Regions from separate parts of the Homo sapiens genome. Here regions 1 and 3 are each linked to region 2. A link is a contact called in ENCODE Hi-C or POLR2A ChIA-PET data. All regions are on one chromosome and are shown on one strand. The core of a region is the stretch at or near the end of the contact, and the rest is flanking DNA. Distances in the headings are between cores, read along the strand shown. Region 1 overlaps RBM20 (RNA binding motif protein 20). Region 2 overlaps SHOC2 (SHOC2 leucine rich repeat scaffold protein). Region 3 overlaps RBM20 (RNA binding motif protein 20).

Region 1 (4,797 bases), core at 657-3,156, 250 kb before region 2:
GAAATGCAAGCGGAAGTATAAGGAAGATCACACGAAATAGCGCCTGTCAATCACTGTCAAGCACAGTGCCTGGCACACAGTAGGTTTGCAGGATGCCTGTGGTTTCTGTCACCCTGATGTGACTCTCCTGGGGCCCTTGAAGGTAGCATTCCAGGCCCTCAGAATCTCCAGGGGAGTGACTGGGAGCTGTAGTTTCACCAGCACCGGGCTGATGCTTGTGGCTGGGAAACGCCACTACCAAGGTGATGAAAGGTGAAGGTGGGTTGATATATAAAATAAAAGAACTTGGAGGAAAGTTAATACCTTTGAACATTGGTTCCCAAAGTGTGGTCCTGCACCAGCAGCAATATCCACCTAGCAACTTGATGGAAACGCAGATTCTCAAACCTTCCTCCAGACTTACTGAACGGAAACTCTGGGGGTGGATGCTAGTGATATTGTGTTTGAACAAGCCCTCCAGGTGTGTCTGAGGCCTGCTGAAGTTTGCAAACCATACTTTAGAATGTGAAAGAGCCAGTCCCTATTTCATTTCAAATGAGTTTAGATGTATATTTAGCTACTGAAATAAGAAATCTAAAGATATGTACACTTGTACCAAGAAGACAAGGAAAGAAATCTGCTGATATGAAGACTCAGTTATATTTCGAACAAAGGCAATGAATCCATCTTGGTCCTTTGCTTGGCTCATGGTGAAACATAGCGGCCACCATGTGGGTCAAGAGGCTTGTGTTCAGGACAGCTGAAGGGATGGCCTTGACCTTACTGTCCTCCCAGCACCAAAAGGAGCCAAGAGCGAGAGGTTACTTCTGCCTCTCCGGAACTCCAGCACTTCCTCCCTGGGGGTGCTGGCATCTTTCTTATGCACTGTCACTCTCCTCGTGGTTACTGTTGTTTGGGTCAATGTTGTAAGCAGTTGCTTGAATACAAACCCTCTGCTTTTTCATCCCTGTTTCTCCTGGGCAAACCCAAATGTGACTGCAAAACATCTCCAAATAGAGTCCAGTTCTTCTAAGTGTCAAGGCTTGGCCCAGCCACTGCCTCTGCTGTAAAGACTTTCTAGCCTGAATACCACCATGGCAAGTCATAAGCCTTGTTCTTCCCCTCCTGTGCTCCACATCCCAGGGATTTGATCCCTGCAGGCTGCATTTCCAGGCGCCTGCTGGGTTTGAACAGTGCAAGCCTCTGGGGTGAGACTGCAGGGTGGTCGGAGAGGGATGCCAGGGTGGTTCTCCCCCTCCTCTGTGGCTGGCTGTCTGACAGTGGCTGGGGATCTTCCAGGGCTCTATTGCTACTCCTGTCCCCACTAGCTTTTGTGTACCTTCTTGTCTGTTTGATAAATTCTCTGGATTAAATTCTCCAAGGGATTTGGAGTGGTTTCTCTTTTCTTTATTGGGTCCTGACTAACTTAGCCCCTTGTCTTGCTTCCACTGGGAGTGGTCACTCAGCATTTGCATACGTATCTTCTCCAATAGCCATGAGCTTCTCAGGAGTAGCCGTCATATCCAATTCAATGTCACATCCTTAGTGCCTACTCCAGGAGCTGTCACTTTCAACATGCTTGGTGTTTGATGAATGAATGCGTGATAACATGTGAGGAGGGCTGAAAATGCAAAGGAAAATCAAAGTATGCCGTATATTCAAAATGCATGCAACAAGCAAGGTTTACCATATGGAAATAGCGATGTATGCCCTGCCTAGTAATCTAGTTTAAAATAGTAATAATAAACCTTAAGCTTGTCCACAGTACAGATTTTTTAAACAATAATTTGAGAATGTTCAAATCTGTTCCATTATAAGCCACCCCAGAACTTAATGATTTAGAACCCTTTATTATTTCTCATGATTCTGTGGGTTATGACTTGAGTTGCCTTCAGCTGTTCTTGCCTGGGCTCGCTCATCACCACGTTTGGTAGCGATTCGGCTGGAATTCATATGCGTGGGACCTCAGGAGAAATGGAGATTCTCTCTCCACTAGAATCTCATGCTGAAGGAGGCTGGTGCGGGCTTGTTCACAAAGTGGCAGTCTTCCAAGAGGGTGAGGGGCAAACTCTGAGGCCAATTGAGGTAGAGGCTTGGAAGTTACACAGCATCTCTTCCTGTGCATTCTGCTTCAAAGCAAGTCAAGAGCCCAGCCCAGATTCAAAGGATAGGGAAATAGACTCATGTCTTAATGGGAGGGGCTTCCAGGAATTTGTGGCCATATTTAATCCACTGTAGAGTGGTTATTCTCATTACGAAACATTCTTTATTACAACATTTAGTATGGCTGTACCTTAAGTAGAGCCTCCTGGAATAGATTTAAAAGGTTGCTCAACTGGTAAGACCCACAAATGGAGAGCTGCCACTGCTTTCCTTAGTTCTTTGTCTGACCACCAGATGGTGGCATTGCTCAGTCGACCCCGAGTATTTCAAGGCCGGCACCAAATTCCACCTGGAGATGCCCTTCAAGCTGTGGGAATTCTATGATTTTGCACAGCTGGATTGGGAGCAGGCAGTGCTACCTATGGAGAGGGTCTGGGATTAGGGTTGCAATGGGCATTGGATGCCTCTTTCTCCCTGACTCTTCTAGAACTGTTGTGGGAAATTTCTTCACCTCCCCAAATGGGGGACTGGAGTAAGATGCTGCAAATATCATCCCATCACAATGGACTCAATCATGAAGAAAAATATCGTTTGTAATAAAAAAATTGTTTGCATACTCATGAATTGTCTATCGAAATTACATTGTATTGATTTCATCCTAGTGATGTAAATAATTCTATACCACTTCTTTTTCTTTTTTCTACCCTCTGCACCATTATAGTTGTTTGTATAACAGTGTCTGCAAAAACTGATAACATTTGATTAAGGCCTGCAGTCTAGTCCATTGTATTGTGCCAGTGTCAATTTCCTGGTTTTGATCATGTAATATAGTGATATAAGATGTTATCATTGGGGAAGATAGGAGATAAGGACATAGACCTTTCTGTACTATTTTTGCAACTTCTTGCAAGTCTATAAGTATTTCAGAATAGAAAGTTAAAAAAATACCCTCACTAAAAATAACCTCCACCTGCTTGTGTATTACTGGTATTTGCATCATCATTTGGGAGAAAAGTTGAGCATTGATTTTAAAAACTCTTTTTTTGGGGGGGGGGGTCATTCTGGCAGGGTAGCACTGGCTTCTCAACCCCCTTCAGATCCACTGGCCACTTCCACAGATCCTGCCCAGGCTCAAAGCACCTGCTAGACTAGGTGATCAGTGGTGCAGAGACCTGGAGCCAAGGATGGGGAGAGACAGTCATTGCCACCTCCTTTCTTCCCTTTCTGGACTCAGAGATCCTCTGTCCCAAGTTTCTCCCTTATAGTCAGGGCTCTGCCCTTTACTACTCACTTTCTTGTTTGTTGTCTTAATCGTGGGTTACAATGCTTCTCTAAGACTAACAGGAAGACACTTTTATTTCCATTTTGTGAATAAGAAAACTAACACCCAGGGTTTGAGGTACTTGGCTGGGACCAAAAGTAAGTGATGCATCCAAGGCTAGAAGGTAGATTAAATGACTTTTTAATCTGGGTTTTCCTTGCTAATTTCTAAATACACTAAAAAGAGAAAACTTTTTAGAAAGTTTTCTTTCTGAAAGAGAAAGCCTTTTAGAAAGTTTTCTTTCTGAAAGAGAAAACTTTTTAGAAAGTTTTCTTTCTGCAAGAGAAAGCCTTTTAGAAAGTTTTCTTTCTGAAAGAGAAAACTTTTTAGAAAGTTTTCTTTCTGAAAGAGAAAACTTTTTCAAGTGAAGTAAAACTTCTTTGAAATATTACGTGTTTAAACTCCTAGGCTGTAATTTCATATGCTTTTATTTACTGTCTTGTTCTATTAAAATGCAACCTATAGCACCTTTTAATGTTCACACAGTGTTTGAAGTAGAGAAATGAAACTTTTATGAGTAAGTGGAGAAAGTAGTGTTAACTTTTTTTTTCATTAATGAGAAAACAATAGGCAGCAATGGGTTTAGGAGTTCTATGGCGAAAAGGCATTTCCTGAGATTGAATCAGTGGCAAAAGGAGAGCCTGTTATGTTTTGCTAACCAAAAGAATGTGGGAACATTTTAGCTAAAATGCAAGTTAAAACTGTGAAACATATAAATAAGCATTTGGTATGCTTTTCAGTTTCCACAACAGTAGTCAAGCCAGTGAGCCCTGTGGGGAGGGCTCATGGGCCCTGGACTCAAAGAGCTCAGAGTATGTCTACCTGGGGAACTAAACCAGTGTGCATGAAATGACCAGAGAGTGATATGGGGCAGATAGGGTTTCATGCCAGGGTGTGTACCATGGTTGTGTCTGGAAACAAGGGCTACCGAGGCCTGGATCACTCAGAGGAGGCATCAGGGAGAATGTACTGGACTTGGGCTCAATGTAGAGATGTAGGGGGTAGCTCTCTTTTGACTCCTAAAATTACAGTGAAAAACTGGGTTCTCGTAATCACACTTACGAGTTGTTGTGTCCCTGGACTAGTTATATCTTCTCTCTCTCTCTCTCTTTCTCTCTCTCTCGCTCTCTGTGTGTGTGACAAAATACTCATACCACAAAATTTACCATTTTGATTATTTTAAGGTACACAGTTCAGTGCCACTAAGTGCATTTACAATGCTGGGCAATCATCATGACTATTTAGTTCCAGGACCTTTTCATTACCCACAAAGGAGACCATGTGCCCATTAAGCAGTCACTCTCTCCTTGGCAACCACTTAATGTGGTTTTCGTCTTTATGGACTTGCCTACTGTGTGACACACAGTGTTTTGTGGTGGATGGGAAAATGTATG
Region 2 (4,652 bases), core at 2,107-4,606:
GTATAGTGTTCAGTATAGTAAATATGTCACACAGTGACATATTTAGTTTGTGTTGTATGTTTTTACATTAAAATATGTATCTGTAAGTTTGGTTAGTATGAACAACAAACTAATTGGAATGGTAAAGAAGAAAAGAAAGAATAATGCATAATCTCATCATAATCACTTTCAGTGGAATGTCACATAAAAGCACTTTCAAAAAATGACTTTATAAGATCCAAATTCTTAGTCTTAGAAAAACAAAATGTTCAAGGGCTGAGGAAGGCGAGCGCATGGCGCGGGACTGGCAGGCAGCTCCACCTGCAGCCCTGGTGCGGGATCCACTAGGTGAAGCCAGCTGGGCTCCTGAGTCTGGTGGGGACGTGGAGAGTCTTTATGTCTAGCTCAGGGATTGTAAATACACCAATCAGCACCCTGTGTTTAGCTCAAGGTTTGTGAGTGCACCAATGGACACTCTGTATCTAGGTGCTCTGGTGGGGACGTGGAGAACCTTTATGTCTAGCTCAGGGATTGTAAATACACCAATCAGCACCCTGTGTTTAGCTCAAGGTTTGTGAGTGCACCAATCAACACTCTGTATCTAGCTGCTCTGGTGGGGCCTTGGAGAACCTGTGTGTCGAAACTCTGTATCTAACTAATCTGATGGGGACGTGGAGAACCTTTGTATCTAGCTCAGGGATTGTAAACGCACCAATCAGCGCCCTGACAAAACAGGCCACTCGGCTCTACCAATCAGCAGGACGTGGGTGGGGCCAGATAAGAGAATAAAAGCAGGCTGCCGGAGCCAGCATTGGCAACCCACTCGGGTCCCCTTCCACACTGTGGAAGCTTTGTTCTTTCGCTCTTTGCAATAAATCTTGCTACTGCTCAAAAAAAACAAAAACAAAAAACAAAAAAAAACACAACAAAATGTTGCTTTACTCTACTGCAAATCAGACAGGAGAACCAAAATTTAAGATACTTGAAATGTTATCAAGTGATTTTCTTATCCCTCTCATTGATGTTTAGTCACTATGTATATCTTAGGATATTAAACATGCTAGACATTTTATTGTTTCTTGAACATATCAGGTAAATTCTAGCCTTGAGATCTTTGTGCTTCCCATCTCTCTGTTTAGAACTCTTTTCTCCTAAATATCTGTGTAACTTTGCCTGCTCCTTCAACTGATCAGATAGATATATATAGCATGATTTTCATTCGGCCTTCTTCTCTGTCTCAAATAGTCTAACAATATTTTATTATTTAATATTTTTATATATGTGTCTGTATCTCAAACTTGTTAAATAACAGTCAAAGGGGCATGCGATTAAAGTACTGAAATGAATAATCCTGGTAAACAGAGAAAGCATAGGTGGTGATATATGATACAGTCTTCTAGTAAGTAGGATTAGTGTCCTATTGGAGGTAATTCTTCTGTGTTTTAAGTGTGTTTACTAATATGAAAACATTTGATTTTATTATTAATCTCTTGTAGTTTAGATGTTATCCTAGAATAACACATATGCCTCACCTCTAGCTTATTCTATAGGGCCAGATTACAGTATTACAAATTGGAAATCAATGAGAACTGAAACATTAACAACAAGAAAATTTTAAATAACATTGCATTTACTTTTATATGCTTTGATGGTTGTCACCAAGTATAGTACAGCTGTTACTCTGAGTAAATGGCAAAGTAAATTAGTAATATTTATTGAAACTTTTTATGATATTGTAGTCATTTATCGATTACCATGTTTATTAAAATAATTACTTTATCTTTCTCCATCCTTTCCAGTCCTAGTATTTTGATGATGTAGCAGAAGATTGAGGTTTGGTGGGAAACTTTGACGTTTGGGTCTTGGTCTGTTAAAAATTTCAACAGTTTTAATTGACCTTTGAGATTTTCACTCTCATTTATTGAAGATGAAGAATTTACCCTAAGTAGTGGAAACTTAATTGAATTATGGTTCTCCTGATACTTCTCCTTTTTTAAATCCTACTCTAGTTCTGAGAAAGTATAACTTAAAATGAAAAACAAACAGAAAGCCCAACACCTGTTCTGCAGAGTTGATGCTAGTCTGGAAGCAGCTGCCCACTCTCTTTTCCTTGGACTAAAGAATCTTGCCCTAAACTTGTAACTGAAAATCAAATCTTGTATTGTCTTAAAATCACTTCCCAGAAATCACTGTATTTACTTGCCTTTTCCTTTTTTTCTTTTTTCTTATAAGTAGACCAGAATGTTTTTTACTTTTTTCTTTATTTAACATGAACATTCCTGGAGTAACTATCACTCCCCTGTGATAATTACTGCCATTTACTTCCAGGCTGAGAAGCTAGTATCGCTGACAACTCATAGGATGTGAGGAAGAGACAGAAGGAAATGGGTTGGGGATTACCAAGTTGCAGTTAAGTAAGAGAGTGCTTAAATACATATTTATAGTTTCTCTGATTTAACTGTTAGTCTGCCTTGTTGAATAAAAAAAGTATTATTTTATATGAATATTTTCTCATTCAGAAATTAGCTATGAACAGAAGAAAATATTAAGCTTTATTCCAACAGTTATTTTGTTTTAAAGTATGAACCTGATGTTTTTTAAAGCCTTCTGGTACCTCTGGTAGTTTTATGTAATCCAGGGAAGAAACAGTCCGAAGTAGGAAAAAATACTTTACTTTGTATTTCTTCTCAAAATGAGATTAGGAGAGAACTGTGCCACAAAACCTTGCCTTCAAGGCTGGAGTGCAGAACAATTCACAGAAGCCTTTTTGTTGCACTGGGCTCTGAAGAAATGTTACATTAATTATGGTTATATCAACAAGTAGCATTTTAGTCATTTTAGTAATTGGGTTTTAGGTAATTACAGTGCAGCGTATGTATAACAACTTTACTAGTTTTCTTTTTAATGGTGGTGTTCTTTGGGTTTTTAACATTCAGGAATTTCTGTGTTGCTTACTTTTCAGTTTGCTTTCAGTTTAATGTTTCTGAAAAAATAATGGTACCTTTGACATTTCATCCTTCCAACCCTGAGTCTTTCCTACTATTTTTTTTGCTACTTTGTTAAAATAAGATTATGATCATTTAAATTAGTCTTACTCGAAAGTTATACTAAATTAAACTAAAGTTGCTGGTTATATTTGCTGAAATTGAAAGAATCTAATTTTAATTCATAGCCATTTGATTTCACCATATTTTAAAAATCTGACAGCGTAAGAGAAAGCAAGCTGTCAAAGTGGAGCACAGAACAATTTGTAGACAAAGTTAAGCACTTGAAAGCTAAATGCCAGTGATTGGCAGTGATCAGCCTACGTTTATATACAGGAGCTCAGCAACAATGATTTTATTTCTTAGTCAAGATGGCTCAACATTAAAGCAAGCTTGTGTTGATTTCTAGGTTGCAGTTTAGTTTGTGGTTAAAACCACTCATTGAGAGGGGTTAGAGCTGAAACCACTGCAGAGGGTGAATCACAATAAATGCCAGACTTCTGATGTTTTCTTCTGGCGTAAAAGAGTTTTGATATTTCATCCTTAATTTTTTTAACCTTTTTTATTTAGCTGAGAGTAATGGACTTTGGCAAAATGTGGATGACTCTTTGAATTTGCCAGTGGTCTCAAGTGATAGGGCCTTTGCAAATGTGAGATTTCTTCATCAGAACAGCCTATTCTCATAGATTACATTGTTAGAAATTCAACCCCTTCCGCCCCAGCAAAAAGCAAAAAATTTAGATCCAAGAAAGGTGGAGGTACCTTTTAATTTAAATTACTACTGGTTTTGGTACTAGATAATGTCATGTAGCAATTTGGCTACATTATTTTTATTTTGTAATTTTTAAATTCTAGGAACCTACTCTGGTTTTAAAAGTGAGAAACTTAAGAGTTATTTGGTTTTGGATGAGAAATTTCAAGAATCTGGTTCTATTTACTAGGCTTTTGAGTTGACAAACATTTAGAATTTGGTTCCCCTACTAACCTTTGTTACCACAGAAAGTTTTTTAGTTTTCAGTGAGAATAAAAAACATTTAAAATATTGTATTTATCTACCATGATACTGTAAAGGGTTATTGAATGAGGCATGTCAGTTGATGGAGTAAGATCATGGAGACTTCTCTCTGTTAATAAATTCTCCCCTCTTATGGCAGACTTCAAAGACCCCTTGGTGAAAGATTCAGCCATTTTGTTACAATGGATCAACTTTCTTCCATAGGGAAAGCAGTGATGTAAAGGAGAAAAAGGGATGGTCTTGTTTACTTCCATTTTTTTTTTTAAAGGTTAGCTGCCTCATTTTATCTGCAGCTGCATACAGGAAATTAAAATTTTATCAGAAGGTTTTGAAGTTCTTTGTAATCAGACATGATCACTACTTGGAGGAAAATGTTCACTTCTGCTGGCCTTGCTGTAGCAGTGGCCATAGGAATGGAATAGGCAAGGGATAAAATGTTGATACCATCCCTCCCCATTTTACAAGGATGTGAGTAAATGGGGGCTATTCTTCACTCTTAGTGGAAATAAAAATGATATAGCCTTTTGTTATTTATTAAAATTTTAAATATCTATATCATCTGACACATAAATATTTTCACATGTGCACAAAGATACATGTCTAGGGGTATTCATTACATAATTCTTTTTTAAAAAATTAAATGCCATCAGTTGAGCAATGATTGGAGAGATAAT
Region 3 (4,199 bases), core at 224-2,723, 190 kb before region 2:
AGGCTGAGGCAGGAGAATCGCTTTAACCTGGGAGGCAGAGGTTGCAGTGAGCCAAGATTGTGCCACTGCACTCTAGCCTGGGCAACAAAAGTGAAACTCCGTCTCAAAAAAAAAAAAAAAGTTTTCAATGGTCCACATTCTTGCTAACACATTGTCTTGTCCAACTTTTAAATTTTTGCCTGTCGTGGGAGAGTATCATGGTTTATCACAGTTTTGTTTTGTTTTGTTTTTGAGACGGAGTCTTGCTCTGTCACCAGGCTGGAGCGCAGTGGTGCAATTTTGGCTCACTGCAATCTCCACCTCCCAGGTTCAAGCAATTCTCCTTCCCCACCTCCCGAGTAGCTGGGACTACAGGCACACACCACCATGCCTGGCTACTTTTTTTTTTTTTTTTTTTGTATTTTAATAGAGACAGGGTTTCGCCATATTGGCCAGGATGGTCTCAATATCCTGACCTTATGATCTGCCCGCCTCAGCCTCCCAAAGTGCTGGGATTACAAGCGTGAACCACCGTGCCTGGCCAGTTTATCACAGTTTTATATTTTATTCCCCTAATTGCGCATGGAGATTGAGCACTTTTTCATCTGTTTGTTGGCTGTTCCATCTGGATCTTCTCTGATGGGCTGTTTCTTTTCAGGTCATCTGCCCATGCTTTTCTTTTGCATTGTGTCTTCTTATTGGTTTGCAGGAGTTCTCTTAACTGGAGCACGTAGTCTATTTGGATTTCTTGTAATTAATGCTGTATTAGTGTTTGAATCTACCCTCTTATTTTGTGCTTTCTACTGTTCCATTTAATAGGGATTTTCCCGTTCACTTTAGCTCATTCCACATTGACTTAGGGTCCATTTTGTCTAAGACCCACAGGCCTTAATCCACCTTCAAGGTTGAAGTTAGAAGACAAAGGCTTAGTGGATGTTTCTGGCTAGGACTGGCATTCTGACAAGTCTCCATATGTAGATGGGCACTGTGTCAACCAGCTTCCAGAGTCCTGAATCTGCTTTGCTTGCATCATTGCCTCTGAAATTCCTTTACTAACAGTTCTCCTTCAGGCAGAACCTGGCTTTTTTTTTTTTTTTTTTCCTAATAAAAGTATATTGCTTCTTTCAGACAAGTAAGCATCCCACCCCATTCTATATCCAACCAAAGTTCCTGGTCTCCTGGATTCTTCCCTGGGGGCTGGAATTGAATTTCTACACTAAGTTCCCAGTAGAGCTTTGGTCTCCAAATGAGATGTTGTCATAAGTTTCTAATTAGGATTAACGGCAGTAATTGGCTTCTTAAATTAAAGTACCAAAGCATAGCAATACCTTCCTGAGGGAGATAGTTTGGGGTGGTGCAAAAAACATGGGTTAAAGAGGTCAGATGGTCGAGTTTTGCTTTCAGCAAATGTGCACTGAGTGCTCACCGTGGGTGGAACTGGGCCAGGTGCCATGGAGGGAGAAGTAGCAAGCTGGCGAGGAGCTCAGTCTGGTGGGAGAAAAAGCAAATAAACAAAGAACCACTGACAACCATGTGACCTATCCTAGATTGGAAGATGGTGATGTCAGCCTGGGCTCTACCGCTTCCTGCTTTAGTGAGCTTAGAAAAGTTGCTTAACCTCTGTGAACCTCAGTTTACAGATCAGGAAAGGACTATACTTTGAGTTATTTGGCTTTAAGTATTTTTTTTCATACATTATCTTTTCAGTCTCGTAATCACTGTACCCTGTGAAGTGTGTAGGGTGTATAATAGCAGTAATTATAAGAGTACAACAATAACAATAATGTATACCTTTAATTGAGTCCCGGTACTCTGGGGCAAAGAAGTTTACATACATTATTTAATCCTGACATCAGTCCTGTTAGACAGGTATTATTATCTCAGTTTTACAGATGAGGAATCTGAAGCTAATAGAAATTCAGGAACTTGCCCAGGATTGTACTTAGCTACTGGAAGAGCTATGATTAAAACTTAGTGCTGTTTTGGTTTTGCACTAAAGCTGCATTGTTATAGTGTGTTATCATGATCTCTGTTGTCTATGTGAAAAAAACCTGAGAAATCAGGTAATTTGCTTATAGTCACCCAGCCAAGAAGCCGCAGAGATAGTATTCTAACAGAGCTTCTCAAGCTTCAGTGTGCATACAGATCACTTGGTGATGTTGTGAAAACTCACTTTGATTCAGCATATCTAGGGTAGTGCTGTTATTGCGTATTTCTAACGAGGTCCCAGGAGATGCTGCTGCTGGTGGTCCTCGGAGAACACTTTGAATAGAAAGGGCGCAGAACACATTATTTTCTGATCTTTAGCAGGGCTTTTCTGCTCCCCAAGCTGCCATATTCCCTCTTAAGGCATTGTGAAGGTCGCATGGAATAACAGATGTGAAAACAACTTAATGTATGTCTCAACTACATAGTAATGCATGCTTTATGGTCCCTATGTTGATATGAATCAGCTGCCACTCTGTCTGCACGTAACAGAAATTCATCTCCATTAAGCCTGTTGGCTTAAGCAAAAAAAAAAAAAAAAAAAAAAAAAAAGAATTTATGGATGCATGTAAATGAAACGTCCAGGAGTAGATCTGGCTGCAGGTGCGGCTGGATTCAGGACCCAGAGACCCTCATTAGGACTTGGTTTCTCTCCACGCTGCCTTCTGCTCTTTTGGCTTTGTTTACTGGGGGCTCCCTGGGATGGGCCGTAGCAGCCCAGGCTCTCTCCTCTAGGTGGCATGATGGCTACAGTGACCTCAGCAGCTCTTTCTCCCCCTTCCCTTTCCTTCAACAAGAGAAAGCCAGAGTTTTTTCCTAGAAGCTCCCACAAAAGTCCTGAGACTTTTGAGAGAGAGTCGCTCTGACTGGACTAGCTTAGCACAGGTGCACATTCCTGAATTGATCTCTGGCCAGGGCTAGGCCATGCTGTGATTGGCTGGACCTGTGTCATCTGCTACATCCTCAGAGCTGGGACAGAGACCCACCTAGAGCTCTGGAGCAAGATGAGGGAGGAACAGCTGCTATCAGGAGGAGGGAGAGTGGCTACCGGGAAGGTAGAGGGCAAACACTGTATCCATGTGTGTCTCTGGGCCAAAGGGGCTGCATATGAGGTCCCACCAGGGTTTGCAGAGGTGGGGAGAAATTCTGATTGCTCTTTCTCCTCTAACTTTATCTTTTGCTCACCAGGTAAAGTATAGGGAGAGAAGGGAGAGATTTTAAGGTATTTTTCATTTCCTCTCTTGAATATTTCTTCATGCACATATCTTATCTCCCCATATACTTCCTGTGGCAAGGGAGTTCCTCAGCTTATTTGAGGCAGAACCTTTCACATGATAGATGTTTAATAAATATGCAAAATGAATAAGAAAGAGAAAATCTGAAGGAACAACAAAAAGTGAGTAGCCTTCTTCCTGCAGACCTGGACAAGATGATTGGAATATATTCTGGGTTGTTCTATGGAAACTTCGTCAATAAGTATGGAATCATAATCTCTCTGATGCAGAAGTGAACTTGGAATAATTTAAACCAGTGTCTCCCAGTCACTTCATCAGAGGGTCATCAGGGGATTTTTTGTGGGGGGAGTCCTCTTGCCCAGAGATTCTCTTCAATAGGCTTCGGGTGGGAATGAGACTCCCAGGTGCTTTTGAGGGCAGAGGGTCTGGTTTCAGAGCCATTGGTCTTGCCAGCCTCCTCGCTACAGAGAGGGCTTCTGGCCCTGGGAAGCAGTCTTGTGAATGGTCCATGGTGCTCTCAGTTGGGAAGATGATTGAGAGTCTTCTCTATGTGCTGATAGTTACAAAGCAATACAAGACATGGTTCTCAGTTGGGAAGAGTTCACTCTCCAACTGGGAGACAAATTATTCTTGTGCAAAATTACACAAGATTTAAACATGAGTGCATAAGTACAGGAGCTACCAGAAGTTCCATGGCAAAAGGCAGTGTGACTGAGGGGTGTGAAAAAGGGAAGAGATTCCTAAACAAGGCCTTGAAGAAGGGGAGAATTAGCTAAAGAGAGACAGAGCTTCCAGGCAGGAGTCGGGTGAGTGATGATGTCGAGCCTAGAAAGCCTGGTAATGTTGAAACAGTCAGGGCTGCCTTGACAGGATCTGGCTCAGATGAGTTCTGGGCTCATCTAGAAGGTTTCAGTGTCTTCCCAGGACTCTTGAAGTGTGTAAAACAGGTGTGGAGTTGTCAGAGGGCATGAAACTTTCCAGCAGCTCCCTTCATGTTGG

What was found. A loop is a pair of places that touch in the nucleus more often than their neighbours do. ChIA-PET counts read pairs that join two places held with the same protein, here RNA polymerase II (POLR2A). Pooled maps may share reads with other maps.
Region 1: a map of CD4-positive, alpha-beta memory T cell shows a loop between it and region 2 (5-fold over the local background). The contact joins two enhancer-like sites. A Hi-C loop is called at or near these places in 8 of 168 maps with a recorded cell type or tissue (CD4-positive, alpha-beta T cell, CD4-positive, alpha-beta memory T cell, CD8-positive, alpha-beta T cell and 3 more), 8 of 37 single-sample maps with no recorded cell type and 14 of 50 pooled maps. POLR2A ChIA-PET finds 5 or more read pairs at or near these places in 2 of 52 experiments (OCI-LY7 and activated CD4-positive, alpha-beta T cell).
Region 3: a loop to region 2 is called in a pooled map, with 3 times the contacts of the local background. The contact joins two enhancer-like sites. A Hi-C loop is called at or near these places in 2 of 37 single-sample maps with no recorded cell type and 8 of 50 pooled maps. POLR2A ChIA-PET finds 5 or more read pairs at or near these places in 3 of 52 experiments (HepG2, T-cell and activated B cell).

What each region holds. Positions count from the first base shown.
Region 1 is chr10:110,744,170-110,748,966 of GRCh38, forward strand. The region is part of intron 1 of RBM20 (RNA binding motif protein 20); the gene reads left to right. It overlaps LOC124902498 (a long non-coding RNA gene), which reads right to left. Exons shown (of 3, transcript XR_007062286.1): 3 at 1,525-1,600. Among named protein-coding and RNA genes, the nearest start is that of RBM20, 100 kb to the left of the region's middle. Within about 2 kb of position 1,907, at least 4 of the 41 ENCODE cell types and tissues checked have a DNase peak (open chromatin) inside an H3K27ac peak, as active enhancers do.
Region 2 is chr10:110,989,880-110,994,531 of GRCh38, forward strand. The region is part of intron 3 of SHOC2 (SHOC2 leucine rich repeat scaffold protein); the gene reads left to right. Among named protein-coding and RNA genes, the nearest start is that of MIR548E, 3.3 kb to the left of the region's middle. Within about 2 kb of position 3,357, at least 3 of the 41 ENCODE cell types and tissues checked have a DNase peak (open chromatin) inside an H3K27ac peak, as active enhancers do.
Region 3 is chr10:110,801,323-110,805,521 of GRCh38, forward strand. The region is part of intron 7 of RBM20 (RNA binding motif protein 20); the gene reads left to right. Among named protein-coding and RNA genes, the nearest start is that of PDCD4-AS1, 67 kb to the right of the region's middle. Within about 2 kb of position 1,474, at least 22 of the 41 ENCODE cell types and tissues checked have a DNase peak (open chromatin) inside an H3K27ac peak, as active enhancers do.